2 separate regions of the Homo sapiens genome follow, and region 1 is linked to region 2. A link is a loop called in an ENCODE intact Hi-C map of the cell type or tissue named here. Cell type or tissue: dorsolateral prefrontal cortex. All regions are shown on one strand.

The links. A loop is a pair of places that touch in the nucleus more often than their neighbours do. Peaks named below come from ENCODE experiments on the same cell type or tissue, not always from the same donor. Only the 100,000 strongest peaks of a DNase experiment are listed, where the experiment ranks them.
Region 1: it touches region 2 in a loop (5-fold over the local background); 16 of 110 quality-filtered maps call a loop at or near these places.

What each region holds. Positions count from the first base shown.
Region 1 is chr12:111,594,848-111,602,847 of GRCh38, reverse strand. It overlaps ATXN2 (ataxin 2), which reads left to right and starts at 3,533. Exons shown (of 25, transcript NM_001372574.1): 1 at 3,533-4,064. The coding sequence starts at 3,814. ATXN2-AS (ATXN2 antisense RNA) reads right to left here and starts at 3,350. Exons shown (of 2, transcript NR_146497.1): 1 at 3,295-3,350; 2 at 2,593-3,020. RefSeq lists an enhancer at 2,799-3,028 and silencers at 3,489-3,798, 3,859-4,028, 4,119-4,168, 4,759-4,888. In dorsolateral prefrontal cortex, no CTCF peak of the experiment used is centred here; DNase peaks (open chromatin) are centred at 2,857, 3,147, 3,607, 4,327 and 2 weaker places; H3K4me3 peaks cover 5,233 bases; H3K27ac peaks cover 4,377 bases.
Region 2 is chr12:111,392,741-111,400,740 of GRCh38, reverse strand. It overlaps LINC02356 (long intergenic non-protein coding RNA 2356), which reads right to left. Exons shown (of 4, transcript NR_187522.1): 3 at 3,868-3,910. Among named protein-coding and RNA genes, the nearest start is that of SH2B3, 9.2 kb to the left of the region's middle. In dorsolateral prefrontal cortex, CTCF peaks have their summits at 3,421 and 3,637 (motif pointing left); a DNase peak (open chromatin) is centred at 3,600; H3K4me3 peaks cover 847 bases; H3K27ac peaks cover 1,703 bases.

The DNA.
Region 1 (8,000 bases), 200 kb before region 2:
GATCTCAGGTGATCCACCCACCTCGGCCTCCCAAAGTGCTGGGATTATAGGCATGAGCCACCACGCCCAGCCAACCAGCTAATTTTTTATTTTTAAAGTTTTTCATAGAGACAGGGTCTCTCTATGTTGCCCAGGCTGGTTTCAAACTCCGGGGTATTCAAGTGATCCTCCCATCTCGGTATCCTAAAGTGTTGGGATTACAGGAGTGAGCCACCAATCTCAGCCCCAGCAGCATTTTCATAATACTCAAAAAGTTGACACAATCTAAACATCCACAATTGGAAAGTAGACACAAAATGTGGTATGTCCATACATGGAATATGACATAGCAATAATAAGGAATGAAATACTGCTACATGCCACAACCTTAGATAAACCTCAAAAACATTATGACAAATGAAAGAAGGCAGACACAAAAGGCTGCATGCTGTAAGATTCTACTTATGTGAAAAATCTGGACAAATCCATAGAGAGAAAATGTAGATGAGTGGTTGCCTGGGGCTAAGGATGGGAACCAAACTGCCCACCATCGTGAAGGATCTTTTTGGGGTAATGGAAATGTTCTGAAATTAGTGGCAATGGTTGTGCAAATTTACTGTGTAAATTTACTGAGAATCATTAAATTGTACACAAAATAGGTGAATTTCATAGTATGTAAATTATATCTTGATAAAACTATTAAGTTTTTATTCAATGGTAGTGAGTTAAAACAAACTTTCTCAGCTATGTCAGCTTCAGGCCTTCTTTTTTTTTAATTTTGAAAAATTTTTTATGGAGAGGAGGGTCTCACTATGTTGCCCAGGCTGGTCTCCTACTCCTTGGTTCAAAGGATCTGCCTGCCTTGGCCTTCCAAAGTGCTGGGATTATAGGTGTAGGCCACTGTATCCAGCCTAGGCCTTCTTATTCAACTTCCATCGACCTGAAACTTACTATTTTTTTTTTGAGACGGAGTCTCGCTCTGTCGCCCAGGCTGGAGTGCAGTGGTGTGATCTCCGCTCACTGCAAGCACCGCCTCCCAGGTTCACACCATTCTCCTGCCTCAGCCTCCCAAGTAGCTGGGACTACAGGTGCGCATCACCACACCCAGCTAATTTTTGTATTTTTAGTAGAGATGGGCTCTACTAAAAATTGGCCAGGCTGGTCTCGAACTCCTGACCTCAGGTGATCCACCGGCCACTGCCTCCCAAAGTGCTGGGATTACAGGCGTGAGCCACCACACTGGCCAAAACTTGTTCTTAAGATTGTATTCTGGGACCTTGATTCCAATCAGAGAAAAGTGATTGTATTTTTTTATTTTTATTTTTTTTAGATAAAGTTTCGCTCTTGTTGCCCAGGCTGGAGTGCAGTGGTGCCCTCTTTGGTCACTGTAACCTCCGCCTCCTGGGTTCAAGCGATTCTCCTGCCTCAGCATCCTGCGTAGCTGAGATCACAGATGCCCACCACCACGCCCAGCTAATTTTTTCGTATTTTTAGTAGCGATGGGGTTTCACCATGTTGGCCACGCTGGTCTTGAACTCCTGACCTCAGGTGATCCATCCGCCTCGGCCTCCCAGAGTGCTGGGATTACAGGTGTGAGCCACCGCGCCAGGCCAAGTGTTTGTATTTCTATTAAAGAAAGAATATAACGGGACACCATTGACGACCTGCTCCATTGCAGGCCTCCTTGCTGTTCCTCAGACTCCCCCCTCAGAGCCTTTGCCCTCGCTGTGCCCTCCACCTGGAGCGTTTCTCCCCAGGATCCTCATGCCCATGCTCATTTGGGTCCCTGCCCCATGTCACCCTCTCCAGGAGCTTCCCCTCACAGCAGCCCTGGCCTGTACCACAGCCGGGTACAGGTATTTTTTTGTTTCAACTGGTTTTTTAGTTCCAGTTTCCTTTAGGTTACTTTATTTATTTATTTATTTATTTATTTTTTGAGACGGAGTCTCGCTCTGTCGCCCAGGCTGGAGTGCATGATCTCGGCTGACTGCAACCTCCACCTCCCGGATTCAAGCAATTCTCCTGTATCAGCCTCCCGAGTAGCTGGGATTACAGGCGCCCACCACCACACCCGGCTAATTTTTATATTTTTGGTAGAGACGGGGTTTCACCATGTTGGCTAGGCTAGGTTAATTTTTAAAGGGTTTTGCAATGGTCCCTTGATCTACTTTTTACCTTAGATGGGAAATAAAACTGATTTCCTACATTGGCAGAATACAATGATCATTTTTGCCTGGACTATCTAGGAGGTTAATTTCAGTTGGACTACTGAAAACTGCTGGTTCAATCATTCTCCACGTTTATCTAAGTCTTTACCTTTATCTGGACAGTTCTAGGACATTGAGGGGAATTTTGGTGTTTCTTCCCCTATTATTTCCTGAAGTCATTTCACTTTAAAAAACAATAGATTCACTGCTCAAAAAAAAAAAAAAAAGTTACCTACTTTCTACTTGCTTCCAGTTTAACTGCAACACATTTTAAAAAGAGTCTACTGTGCTGGCTGGGTAAGTTAAATTAAAACTTCTAAAGGGTCCAAGGTCTAAAGTTCGCACATTGTTTTGAGGTCGGCTCTGTCTCTACCGAGGGAGATCCCATTATCCGTAGTTCTACCAGTCCCAATCCCATATATTTCCTTTAGAATCTCATGAATGAGGAAAAAGAAGTTCAAGTGAGGGAACATAGGTTCAAATGAAGGTCAGATACCTAAAAGAGTTTTCTGGTGACTGTGCGCGGCTGGGGTGGAAAAAGTGGGGAAAAGGTACCCAGATGTGGGTGGCCCCGGAGGGTTGCTCCACTCCAGCCCCGGCAGGGCAGGACAGCGCGGCCTGCCTGGTAGATGCCCCGAGCCACTGGAGCGCCTACTGTGTGGCGGGCGGGGGACGGCAGGAAAACGGCAGGATGCTGTGTCCCCTGAATCTGGCAGGGTTCTAGGTGCTTTACACGTAGCAAGACACATTCTCCGCCCCAAGGCACTCGCAGTCAGTCCATTTTCTGGGTTGCATCAGGTGGGGGCAAACTAGGTCCCCGCAGAAGTGAAGATGCTGAAGGAATACAGTAGGAGAAGAAATGCTTCTCTCCTGTCCTCCACACCAGGCAGGCCCCAGAGGCTGAGACCGACACGCCCTCCCCGAAGGGCAGACCCGCCTTGAGGAAGGCGGATCCGGGTAGGGACCGCCGCCTGGCCCTCACCCGACCCCCGAGAAAGCAACCCAGCGCGCCGCCCGCTCCTCACGTGTCCCTCCCGGCCCCGGGGCCACCTCACGTTCTGCTTCCGTCTGACCCCTCCGACTTCCGGTAAAGAGTCCCTATCCGCACCTCCGCTCCCACCCGGCGCCTCGGCGCGCCCGCCCTCCGATGCGCTCAGCGGCCGCAGCTCCTCGGAGTCCCGCGGTGGCCACCGAGTCTCGCCGCTTCGCCGCAGCCAGGTGGCCCGGGTGGCGCTCGCTCCAGCGGCCGGCGCGGCGGAGCGGGCGGGGCGGCGGTGGCGCGGCCCCGGGACCGTATCCCTCCGCCGCCCCTCCCCCGCCCGGCCCCGGCCCCCCTCCCTCCCGGCAGAGCTCGCCTCCCTCCGCCTCAGACTGTTTTGGTAGCAACGGCAACGGCGGCGGCGCGTTTCGGCCCGGCTCCCGGCGGCTCCTTGGTCTCGGCGGGCCTCCCCGCCCCTTCGTCGTCCTCCTTCTCCCCCTCGCCAGCCCGGGCGCCCCTCCGGCCGCGCCAACCCGCGCCTCCCCGCTCGGCGCCCGCGCGTCCCCGCCGCGTTCCGGCGTCTCCTTGGCGCGCCCGGCTCCCGGCTGTCCCCGCCCGGCGTGCGAGCCGGTGTATGGGCCCCTCACCATGTCGCTGAAGCCCCAGCAGCAGCAGCAGCAGCAGCAGCAGCAGCAGCAGCAGCAACAGCAGCAGCAGCAGCAGCAGCAGCAGCCGCCGCCCGCGGCTGCCAATGTCCGCAAGCCCGGCGGCAGCGGCCTTCTAGCGTCGCCCGCCGCCGCGCCTTCGCCGTCCTCGTCCTCGGTCTCCTCGTCCTCGGCCACGGCTCCCTCCTCGGTGGTCGCGGCGACCTCCGGCGGCGGGAGGCCCGGCCTGGGCAGGTGGGTGTCGGCACCCCAGCCCCCTCCGCTCCGGGCCCGGCGTCCCCTCCCCCGCGGCCCGCGCCGCCGTCCCCGCCCCGTGACCCGCCGGGCTACCCGGGGTGGGCTGGGGGCCGGCAGCGCGGGGGAGACTCGCTCGGGCCTGAGCCCCGAGGCTCGGCCGGTGGGCGCAGCCGGGGTCCTCTGGGATTGTCAGGCCTGTCCAGCCTCCCGCAGCATCCCCGCCCCCTCCCCCGGCGGTCAAGATGGAGGGAGCGGGCGGCCTCCCCTCCCCACGCGTGTTGGGAGGGGTTCTCGGGTAGCGGCGATGGTCAGCCCCGGCTCCCCCTTCCGCACGATCCTCCGCCCGCAGCGTGGGGATGCTCGGGCAGCTCCTCCACTCCCGGTTTAGGTGTGAACGTTGGAGGGGTCTGGAGGCTGTGGTGGCGTTTTCCGGAACATGTCCCCCTCCATGGGGGACATCTCTGGAGGGGAGAAGTTAGGGCCGCGTCCCCCGTGCCGGTTAAAGGGGTAGGCACCGGGCTCCTCCGGAATCATCAGGGTCTGTCGGGGCTCTCTCCCCGCCCCCTCCGAGTCCTGGGAAAGATCGGAGGACGGGGTGGAGACAAGTGGGCCTTGGCCCCCGCACCCCTCTGCGTTCGTGTCCGAGGCGGCGGCGGGGGCTCCCGAACTCCCCTGAAATCGTGGGGCTCCATGTGGCCTCCGGCAGCGTTCCACCCTCCCCCACCTGGGGAAGGGAAGGGGTGGGGAGTGCCCGGCCCCGTCCCGGCCTTCCTCCTTCCCCCGCCAGACCTCTCCGGCGCGCGGGTGGTGGCCGATCCGCATTGCTGTTCGAGGCCGCAGTGGAGAAGGCGCCTGTGGAACATCGGTGGGTGAGGGCTGGACCCAGGCTGGACCCTGGAGATCCGGGGTGGCGGTGCTGGTGGCAGGGGGCGGGCACCCTGCGCACTTATCCCAACCCCCGCCCCAATTTCGGAAATGCTAGGAGAGAGAGATTGCAGCAGGGGACGTGGTCGGGTTCCTGAAGGCAGAAAGGCGGGTGTTTACTAGCGTCTTTTTCCCTCCTAAGCCGGGGTTGTAGTAGGGGCTGGGGGCTCAGTGTTGTCCCGGCTAACTGGGTTTGACTCGAGGGTGTGTTTGTGCAGGAGGGCCTGTTGGGGGTGGCGGGCGGTTGTCAGTTCGTATTTCACGAACTAAGAAAATGCTTAGTGTTCAAAGGGAGAAGGAAACGTCAATAGACTCCATTCCATTGTGGCCGGTGTCCTTAACTTCGGGAGTGCCGCCAGAGCTTACCAAGGGCACGCAAGTCCATTTCCCTTGTGCCTCAAGTCCATCCGTGTTGTAGGCACTACTGTGCCTTCTTTAGGCCTAGGCCGCCGGCTTGACGGCGGGTGACCGGCGTCCTCCTTAAATAGGCATCTTGGGCTTTGGAAGGTGGAATAAGAGGATTTTTCATTCACCCGAGTTTTCTTTTTGAAAACACATTTTCAGCAACCCATTTCCAAAGAATTTTTATTTACAGCAGAAATTCCCCATCAAGAGGAATCAGCTGGTTTTTAAGGAATTCTGCTGCCTTCAAAGGGGGCGGAAACAGTCGGTTATTTGACTTTACACGCCCCGCCCCCCCTTCCCCTTCTCTGAGTCTGAAGCATCCCAAACACTACTTAGCCAAACTAGTTCAGATGAAGTGATCGTTTCCCCAAGTAGGGTAACTTCAGTTTCCCTTTTTCGTTGGCATCTAGCGAAAAATGAAAAAATTTAAAATACAACTTTTATAGAAAAGGATGTATTCTGTTTTTACTTTCTTAGGTATTAGGAAGAGATTTGGCAGATAATTCAACATGTTCAAATATATAAACATTAAAACTAAGGTTATTAAGTTGCATTGACTACTAGGCTTAAAAATTAGATTATAAGAGAATTTGCTCCTGAGTAGTTTGAGTGATCAAAGATATTTGGAATGTTTTAGTACCACAAGGTCTTTTTTCTGTTCCTTGAGGCTTTACAACAATTTAAGGTTAATTTAGATTTTTCCTTGCTTTAAGTTCTTTTACTTGAGACCTAAATGGCAGCCCTTATTCTTTCTGATGAATAGGTGAAATTTTGTTTACTGTGTTGGATTTGTGTAATGTGAAGTTTTATTCTTGAACAGATCGTTAATGTACTTGTAGAATTACTTTGAATTTGAATCACTTTCCTGCATTCCTTGTAAATAAGTTTCAGCTTCTAGAATCTCCTCACTTAGGTTTGTGCGTATCAACAGTGAAAATAAGTCTCTGAGAGCAAGGGTGAAAAAAAATGCAGCATTCGGTTTGACAAGTTTCGAGATAGCAAAATATGCTTGAAAGTCTGGAAATTCACATCTGCTTTAAGAAACATTTCATAATTTGACTTTGTGTGTGTGTGTGTGAATAGTTTTTCATGACTTTCAGAAGTGATTTATTTTGTTCTTTGTTATATATATTTTTGAAGGTGGCTGTTTTAGGAAAGATAATGTAATCACAATATTAGAACATAATTTTACTGTAATCTAATTTTGTGTGTGTGTGTGTGTGTGTGTGTGTGTGTGTGTGTGTGTTTTGGATGGAATCTCACTCTGTCGCCCAGGCTGGAGTGCAGTGGCCTGATCTCAGCTTACTGCAGTCTCTGTCTCCTGGGTTCATTTAAGTGATTCTCCAGCCTCAGCCTCCCCAGTAGCTGGGATTACAGGTTCGTGCTACCACACCTGGCTAATTTTTTTGTATTTTTAGTGAGGACGGGATTTTGCCATGTTGGCCAGGCTGGTCTCGAACTCCTGACCTCAAGTGATCCGCCTGCCTTGGCCTCCCAAAGTGCTGGGATTACAGGCGTGAGCTACTGCCCCTGGCCAATTTTTGTATTTTTAGTAGAGATGGGGTTTCACCATGTTGGCCAGGCTGGTCTCGAACTCCTCCTGACCTCAAGTGATTCGCCAGCCTCGGCCTCCCAAAGTGCCAGGATTACAGGCAGGAATGAGCCACTGCCCCCAACCATCAGTCTAATTCTTATTTTTGCTTTTTACCTTTTCATTTTTATGTAGTAGAGGTGATTGTGTATGTTATTTTGTAGTTAGCTTTTTTCCCCTGAACGTTGTATTGTAAATGTAAATTTTTTTTTTTTTTTTTGAGACAGAGTCTCGGTGTTTGCCCAGTCTGAAGTGCAGTGGTACGATCTCAGCTCACTGCAGCCTCTGACTCCTGGGTTCAAGCGATTCTCCCACCTCAGCCTCTTGAGTAGCTGGGGCTACAGGAATGTTCCACCACGCTTGGCTAATTTTTGTATTTTTGGTAGAGACAAGGTTTCACCATGTTGGCCAGTTTGGTCTCGTACTACCGACCTCAGGTGATGCGCCCGCCTCGGCCTCCCAAAGTGCTGGGATTGCAGGCGTGAGCCACTGCGCCCGGCTGTAAGGTTTTTACTTAACCATTCTATTGTTGGGAATTGGGTTTCCACTTTTTTGTTATAGATAGTGGTGCAGTGAACATTTTTAAATAGCTTTTTGCTTCAGTGTAATTATTTCCTTAGAGAAAGTTACCAAGAGTGGTTTTACTAGTTCAGAGGGCTTCAGGATTTTTATGGCTCTTGCTAGCGGTGCTCTATTATTCTTTAGAAGACTTGTATTACTTCCAGTGTCAAGAAGGTTGCTCTTCCATGGAATGGTTTCTTTGTAGTTTGTCAAATATTGTGGGGAATTTTTAAAGGAAAAATTGCATTTTTACTGTCAAGTGCATATATTATTAAGTGCTTTTGTTAGTTACTGGATTATTGATATTTGAGTTTAATTTGGTTCCTCTGAGGATTTAATAAGGTAATATATGTGAAGATGTTTTGAAACCTGTAACCATTATTATTAATGAGGGTACTTGGTTTATCTGTCGTGCTGATAGTACTGAGTAAAGTGCAGGAATGAAATTCCTG
Region 2 (8,000 bases):
CAGGCAATCTTCCCGCCTTGGCCTCCCAAAGTGCTGGGATTATAGTCGTGAGCCACCGCGCCCAGCTGTCTACCCTTGCTTTCTTCACTCCCAGGAGATGTCTGACTGCCCACCAAACCTAAACCAGCCCTGCCCCCATTGCTGACCATCTCCATCTCTCTTCTGCTCCTGCTTTTTTTCTTTCTTTTTCTTAGAGGCAGGGTCTCACTCCATCACCCAGGCTGGAGTGCAGTTGTACAATCATGGCTCACTGCAACCTTGAACTCCTGGGCTCAAGCGATCCTGCTGCCTCAGCCTCTCAAGGAGCTGGGACTACAGGTGCACCCCACCATGCCTGGCTAATTGTTTCTATTTTTTGTAGAAACAGGGTCTCTCTATGTTGTCCAGGCTGGTCTCAAACTCCTGGGCTCAAGCAATGCTCCCACTTTGGCCTCCCAAAGTGCTAGGATTACAGGAGCCACCGCGCCTGACTTGCCTCTGCATGTTTTTTCTTCCTCACCCTTGTGGCCCCCTGACTGATACCAGAATCATTGATTCATCTGTTTATTGGCAGTCTCTTTCCCCCACCCCCAGGAGCAGGTCAGCTCCACTCGGCCAGGCATTTGTGTGTCTTGCTCACTCTTGTGAGCACAGTTCTTGGCACATAACAGGTGCTCCTCGTGGCTTAAAAACAGTCCACACTTCTTTGACATACCTCCCTTGAAAAGGTGGAACCTGATTCCCCTGCCCTTGAGTGTGGGCTGGACTTAATGACTCCTTCCTTCCTTCCTTTCCTTCCTTCCTTCCTTCCTTCCTTCCTTCCTTCCTTCCTTTCTTCCTTCCTTCCTTTCCTTCTTTCTTTCTTTCTGACAGAGTCTTGCTCTGTCACCCAGGCTGGACTGCAGTGGTGCGATCTCGGCTCACTGCAACCTCCGCCTCCTGAGTAGCTGGGACTATAGGCACGAGCCACCACGCCCAGCTAATTTTTTGTATTTTTAGTAGAAACAGGGTTTCACTGTGTTAGCCAGGATGGTCTTGATCTCCTGACCTCGTGATCCGCTCGCCTCGGCCTCCCAAAGTGCTGGGATTACAGGCGTGAGCCCCCACACCTGGCCTTAATGAGTCATTTCTAACAGAGACTAAAGTGGAAGTGACGCTGTGTGACTTCTGAGACTGAGTCATAAGAAGCATTTAGGCTTCTCCTTGTACTCTCTTGAGCCATCCACTCTGGGAGAAGCCAGCCACCGTGTCTTAAGGACACCCAAGTAGCTTTATGGAGGTCCGTGTGAAGAGGAACTGAGGCTTCCTGCCACCAGCCAGCAAGGAACAGAGACCTCCTGGCAACAGCCAGGACTGAAACCATCACTTCCAACTATCCTGGAAGTGAATCATCCAGCCCCAGTTGGACCCCAGATGAGAACAGTCCTAACCCATTTTTGTTTGTTTGTTTATTTAAAAGACGGGGTCTTGTTTCATTGCCCAGACTGGAATGCAATGGCTATTCACAGGCACGATCATATAGCACGATCTATAGCCTTGAACTTCTAGGCTCAAACAATCCTCCTGTCTCGGCCTCTCAAATAGCTGCAACTGCATGTGCGTGCCACCAGCCCATGTTTCGGACTACCATCTCAGGAGTGAGAGACCCTGAACTACAAGCTAAGTCAGATTGCATGTGAATTCCTAAAACCATATGAGATAATAAAGGTTTGCTGTTTTAAGCCAGTAAATGCAGGAGTAATTTGTTACCCAGCAATCAATAATTAACACAGAGCTCAAGAAACCTTGGGGGGGTGAGGTCCAACCAACCCTTTTCCCACCCATTAGGGTCCAACAGAGACCAAGAGGGCTCAGGAAATGGTCCCCCTTGGTCAATACACATCTGCCCCAGGCCAGAAAATAATTACATTACTGGGTTCTTCCCTTTTTGCCTGGGTGGGCAGAACTCCCAAGGCCGATTCCTGGGCTCAGGGTCTGATCTGCTGAGCTCAAGTGCCTGATGTCATCTCTCCCTGTGCTTCCTTCCCTTGGATTCAGTTCTGTTTTCTGTCCTCCCAGTGCCTTAGAAGCTAAAATTGCCACAAGTCCTTCCCTAAGAAAAGCATGAACAGTATTTACAATCTGGACTCCATTTATGGAAGCGTGCGCCACACTGAGAACATCACAGGCCTTATCTCTTCCACCCCAAATGAACGGTTTGCTATTCATTTTCCCATTTGTCAGATGAAGGAACTGAGGCACAGGGCAGTGAAGTGACATGTCCATGTCACACGACTGGCAATGAAGCAGCTGGTGTGGACTAAAGACTGGCCTCACTGTAGTGCCCTACCTCTTAATCACTTACTGAGCCCAAGTGATAAAAAATGGTAATAATAACAGAATTAATGATTCTGAATTAATGGTTAATGATTTTTTTTTTTTAGATGGAGTTTCACTCTGTCACCCAGGCTGGAGTGCAATGTCTCGATCTCGGCTCACTGCAACCTCCACCTCCTGGGTTCAAGCGATTCTCCTGCCTCAGCCTCCTGAGTAGCTGGGATTACAGGTATGCACCACTACGCCCAGCTAATTTTTGTATTTTTAGTAGAGACGGGGTTTCTCTATGTTGGTCAGGCTGGTCTCGAACTCCTGACCTCATGATCTGCCTGCCTCAGCCTCCCAAAGTGCTGGGATTATAGGCATCAGCCACCACACCCGGCCCAATGATTAATGATTAATTAATGTTCTTTTTTGTCCTTTTTTTTTGGGGGGGGGTTGGGGGAGGGAGTCTTGCTCTGTCACCAAGGCTGGAGTGCAATGACTCGATCTTGGCTCACTGCAACCTCTGCCTCCCGGGTTCAAACGATTCTCGTGCCTCAGCCTCCCAAGTAGCTGGGATTACAGGCATGAGCCACCACGGTTGGCTAATTTTTTGTATTTTTAGTAGAGATGGGGTTTCCCCATGTTGCCCAGGCTCGTCTCAAACTCCTGACCTCAAGTGATCCGCCCGCCTCGGCCTCCCAAAGTGCTGGGATTATAAACGTGAGGCACCTCGCCCGGCCTAATTAATAATTCTGAGTGATTAATGAATTATTAGAGGATTATGTGCCAGGGACTACTCTGAGGGCTTAGTTTAGGTAGATTACAATTTACTTTGCCCAACAACTGTAAGGAGAGAATGTTGTTTTCCCCCATTTGACAGAAAGGAAACTGAGGCACGAAAGGTGAAGTGACTTCCCCAATTCACGTGGCTGGTAAGTGGCCCAGCAGCGATTTACACCCAGGCTCCCCAGTTCTGATCTTGACCAAAAACAGCGGCGGCCGCGCACCCCAACCCCAGACCCCCGCTTCCACCTTCCCCCGCCCCAACCTCAGCCTGCGAGCCGCCCCCTCTTCCGCTAGCCTGGGGAATCTGGTTTCTGGGGGAAGTGACTCAGTAGCCTGAGGCCCAGTAGATAATTATTCACTTCCAATCCCGGTAATTAGAGTCCCTAATAGCTCCGCAGAGGACGTACAACCCAGTTACCCCAGCCGTCCCCACCCGTGACCCGGGATCAACGTGGGGCACGCGAGCTCCTGGGGCCGGGACTTGGCCGCAGTCCCAGGCATCAGGCCCTGAGGGTGGTAACGCGCGGTGGCAGCCACTTGGTGGCAGCCGCTTTGCGCGGGGCTCTGGCGCCCCCTGGTGGCTGTGGGGCGATCGAGGGCTGGGAAGCGGCCTCCTAAACTCCCCTGCCTCACTCTTTCTCCCGCAAAGAACCTTCCTCTTGGATTCCCCCCAAGCCTTCCTGGAAGCTTCCCAGGCTCCAGGTTGGATGCCTCTCAGCCACCATCGAGTAGCCATCAACGTTGAGTACACGGGTTTGGGGACAGCTTAATGGCTAGCTTCTCCCTTCAGTGCTGGGTCACCTTGGGCAAATGACTTGGGCTCTCTGAGCTTCAGTTTCCGCATCTGTAAAATGGGAACAAAGAATGAGGACACCAGTGGGGCGTGGTGGCTCACGTCTGTAATCCCACCACTTTGGGAGGCCGAGGTGGGAGGACTGCTTGAGACCAGGAGTTCGAGAGCAGCCTGGCCAACAGGGTGAAACCCTGTCTCTACTAAAAATACAAAAATTAGCCTGGCGCGGTGGTGCATGCCTGTAATCCCAGCTACTTGGAAGGCTGAGACAGGAGAATTGCTTGAACCTGGGAGGGACAAGTTGTAGTGAGCCGAGATAGTGCCACTACTCCAGCCTGGGTGATAGCGTGAGACTGTCTCAAAATATATAAATAAATAAACAAATAATGCTGACTATTACTAGCTAAACCTGTTCTCAGGTCTTTCTTTTACAATGAGGAGTGGATTACTAAGAACAGCTTAATCCTACCCGCCTCATTTAATCTACATTAAAAGAAGCATCAAGGCCAGGTGCAGTGGCTCACGCCTGTAATCCCAGAACTTTGGGAGGCCAAGGTGGGTGGATCACCTGAGGTCAGGAGTTCGAGACCAGCCTGGGCAACATGGCAAAACTCTGTCTCTACTAAAAATACAAAAATTAACCAGGCGTAGTGGTGCATGCCTGTAATCCCAGCTACTTGGGAGGCTGAGGCAGGAGAATCGCTTAAACCAGGGAGGTGGAAGTTGCAGTGAGCTGAGATCATGCCATTGCACTCCAGCTTGGGCAGCACAGCGAGACTCCATCTCAAAAAAAAAAAAAAGCATCAAAATGTTAGCTAAAGCCAGGTGAGATGGCTCATGCCTGTAATCCCTGCACTTTGGGAGGCTGAAGTGGGAGGATCACTTGAGCTCAGGAGTCGGAGGCCAAGCTGGGCAACATAGTGAGACCCCCATCTCTAAACAAACAAAAATGTTAGCTAAAGTACAGAGGCAAAAGAATTGAAAACAGGCACTCAGACAGATACTTGTACATGAATGTTCATAGCAGTGCCATTCACAATAGGCAAAAGATAGAAACAACTCATGTGCCCACCAGGGGATGAATGAATCAAGACAATGCTATCTATACAATGGAATATTACACAGCCATAAAAAGGACCGAAGCATTGATATATGCTACAATGTGGATGAAACTTGGAAGCATCATGCTAAGTGAAATAAGCCAGTCATAAACGGACAAATATTGTGTGATTCTGCTTATGTAAAGTATATAGAATAGGTAAACCCCTAGAGACAGAAAGTAGACCAGTGGTTGCCATGGGCTATGGGCAGCGGGAATAGGAAGTAACTTCTAATGAGTATGGGGTTTCCTTTAGGGGTGATGAAATGTTCTGGATCTAGACTGAGATAAATGATGGTGGCACAACACTGTGAATGTACTAAATTTAGTTACTTCATGAGGCCGGGTGCGGTAGCTCAAACCTGTAATTCCAGCATTTGGGGAGGCCAAGGTGGGAGGACTACTTGAGCCCTGGAGTTAAGAGACCAGCCTAAGCAACATAGTGAGACTCATATCTCTACAAAATAAAATAATAATAATAATAATAATAATAATAATAATATTCGGGCAAGGTAGAATGCGCCTGTAGTCTCAGCTACTCAGGAGGCGCTGTGGTGGGAGGATCACTTGAGTCCAGGAGTTTGAGGCTGCAGTGAGCGGTGATCCTGCCCCTGCACTCCAGCCTGGGTGACACAGCAAGATTCTGTCTCTAAGTAAATGAATAAATTTAGTTAATTCACTAACTAAAATTAATTAATTCATTTTGTTATGTGACTTTCACCTTAAATTTTTTAATGTGGAAAAAGGTGTTAGGATGCACCCTGCCCTCTCTATTCCTTCAGCCCTATCCCCCCACCCCACCCCCATCCTCCATCTCCCATCCTGTTGCCCAGGTGATCTTGACCTCAAGATGCAGATGTGCGGCAGAGGCTGGGAAGTTCTTCTCCCACACCCCCAGAACCTGGCAGAGGCTGGGGCTGCTCCCACAGAGGAGGTGACATATGTACGGGCCACTTCTCGCCTGCAAATCAGCCAGGGTGGCTTCCTGGTTCTAGATCACCAACTTGAGGCCTCCTGAGCCCCTTGCCAGCCCAAGGGGACTTGGGCAGGGCCTGAGGCTGCAGAAAGGCATGGGGGTGCCCGCCCCTGGAGCTTGTCCACCTGTGCCCTCTGCACTGGAGGAGGCAGCAAGCAGGGCCTCTCTGGGGTGTAAGATGTCAAGATGCTCAGAGAGGGGCAGAAGGTGTCAGAGGGCACTGGGTGTGGTGGCTCACGTCTGTAGTCCCAGCACTTTGGGAGGCCAAGGCGGGCAGATCGCTTGAACTCACGAGTTTGAGACTAGCCTGGGCGACATGATGAAACCCCCATCTCTCTCTCTCTCTCTCTCTCTCTCTCTCTCCCCATATATATATATATATATATATATATATACACACACATATATGAAAAGAGGGTGCCAGAGAGGGAGGCAGGAGTTGAGGTCATGGCCGGAAGGGCCCCGAGCCAGGAGAGTGCCCCAAGCCAGCAAGCAGGGTGCAAGGTGCAAGGAGCTGCACTTTCCTCTGCCCTCTGTGGGGTTCTCAGGCCTATCAGACCAGACCATCAGTCACCCAGATGGAAAGGGATTATCTTCAGAGCCTCAGGCACCTGAGTTACTTCCTTTCAGAACTCAGACAGGGGTGGGCTTGAGCTTATTCTTGGGTCAAGAGCAGGACACTGGGGCCAGCTGCCTGGGTGCGCCTCAGGGCTCTGCCACATAGACCTGCTGTGTGACCTTGGGGGAAGTCACTTCATGTCTCTGAGGCAACTGGGGCCACAGGGCCATAGAAAGGAGGAGAGGAGAGAGGGGAGTATTTGGCAACACTGTTAGAAGCAGAAGTAGAAAGCGGAGGGTGGGGCTGGAGGGTGGGGAGCGCAGCTGACCCTGCGTTTCCCTGCTGGAAGCCACTCACCGTGAGGCCGAAGTCGAAGTGGACATGGGCTGTGGCTGCCTGACTTCCCCTTGTGCTGGTAGAAGCACCTGATTTTCCATCCAGTCGGAGTTCAAGATGTTCTCTGGGGCTAACCCTCCCTCCCATGCCCCAGTGACTGGTTCAAGGGTGGGCAGGGCCAATGAGCCTCAATTCCAGTCTTTAACAGCACAGTCGGATAAGAAAATACCTCATTTGGGCTGGGCACGGCGGCTCAATGCCTGTAATCTTAGCACTTTGGGAGGTCAAGGCAGGCGGATCACTTGAGGTCAGGAGTTCGAGACCAGCCTGGCCAACATGGTGAAACCCCATTTCTACTAAAAAGTACAAAAATTAGCTGGGCGTGGTGGCACGCCTGTAATCCCAGCTACTCGGGAGGCTGAGTCAGCAGAATCGCTTGAACCTGGGAGACAGAGGTTGCAGTGAGCCGAAATCGTGTCACTGCACTCCAGAGGACATGAGCTTGGAATTTCTGAGGGCTGTCTTGCCTGGGAGTGAACACACTCATAGTAGAGCAAAGCCCAGAGACAGAGAAAAACCATCTTGATGACAATGTCTGTGCACCTAGATCCAGCCATACCTGAAAGCAGTCACTCTTGGACTTCTCAGCTCTGTAAGTCAGTCATTTCTTTTTGGCTGAAGCCTGTTTGTGTGCAGCTTTTAGCCACTTGGCAATGGCCAGAGAACAGCACTGGGTCCTCCTAGCAATCATAACACCCAAATGTGCTTTGTGGGCTCCTCATACCTGAAACAGGAGACTGGGATGGTCCTGTTTGCATCTATTGGGTTGACTGGAATGGCCCTGGGGTTGGACGTTTGCAGCACCAGGCAGCAGAGGAAGGCTGAGAGGAGTTAGGGCCCCATAAGGTCAAGAGAATACACTGCCCCTCAACTTGAGATTTGTTGAGCCCCTACTATGTGCTAGGACTTCTCCAGGCACTGGGGATACAGTGGGGAACACAGCAGACATGGTGTTTGTTCTCATGGTAGACAGGCAGTTGGAAAGTGAATCCTTAAATACAAAGTGACAAGTTAAATACCCTTAAATACAGAGTGACAAGTTCATGGGCCATGAAGCTCACTGAATTCTTCTAACAACCCTTATCATCTCCATTTTCCAGATGAGGAAACT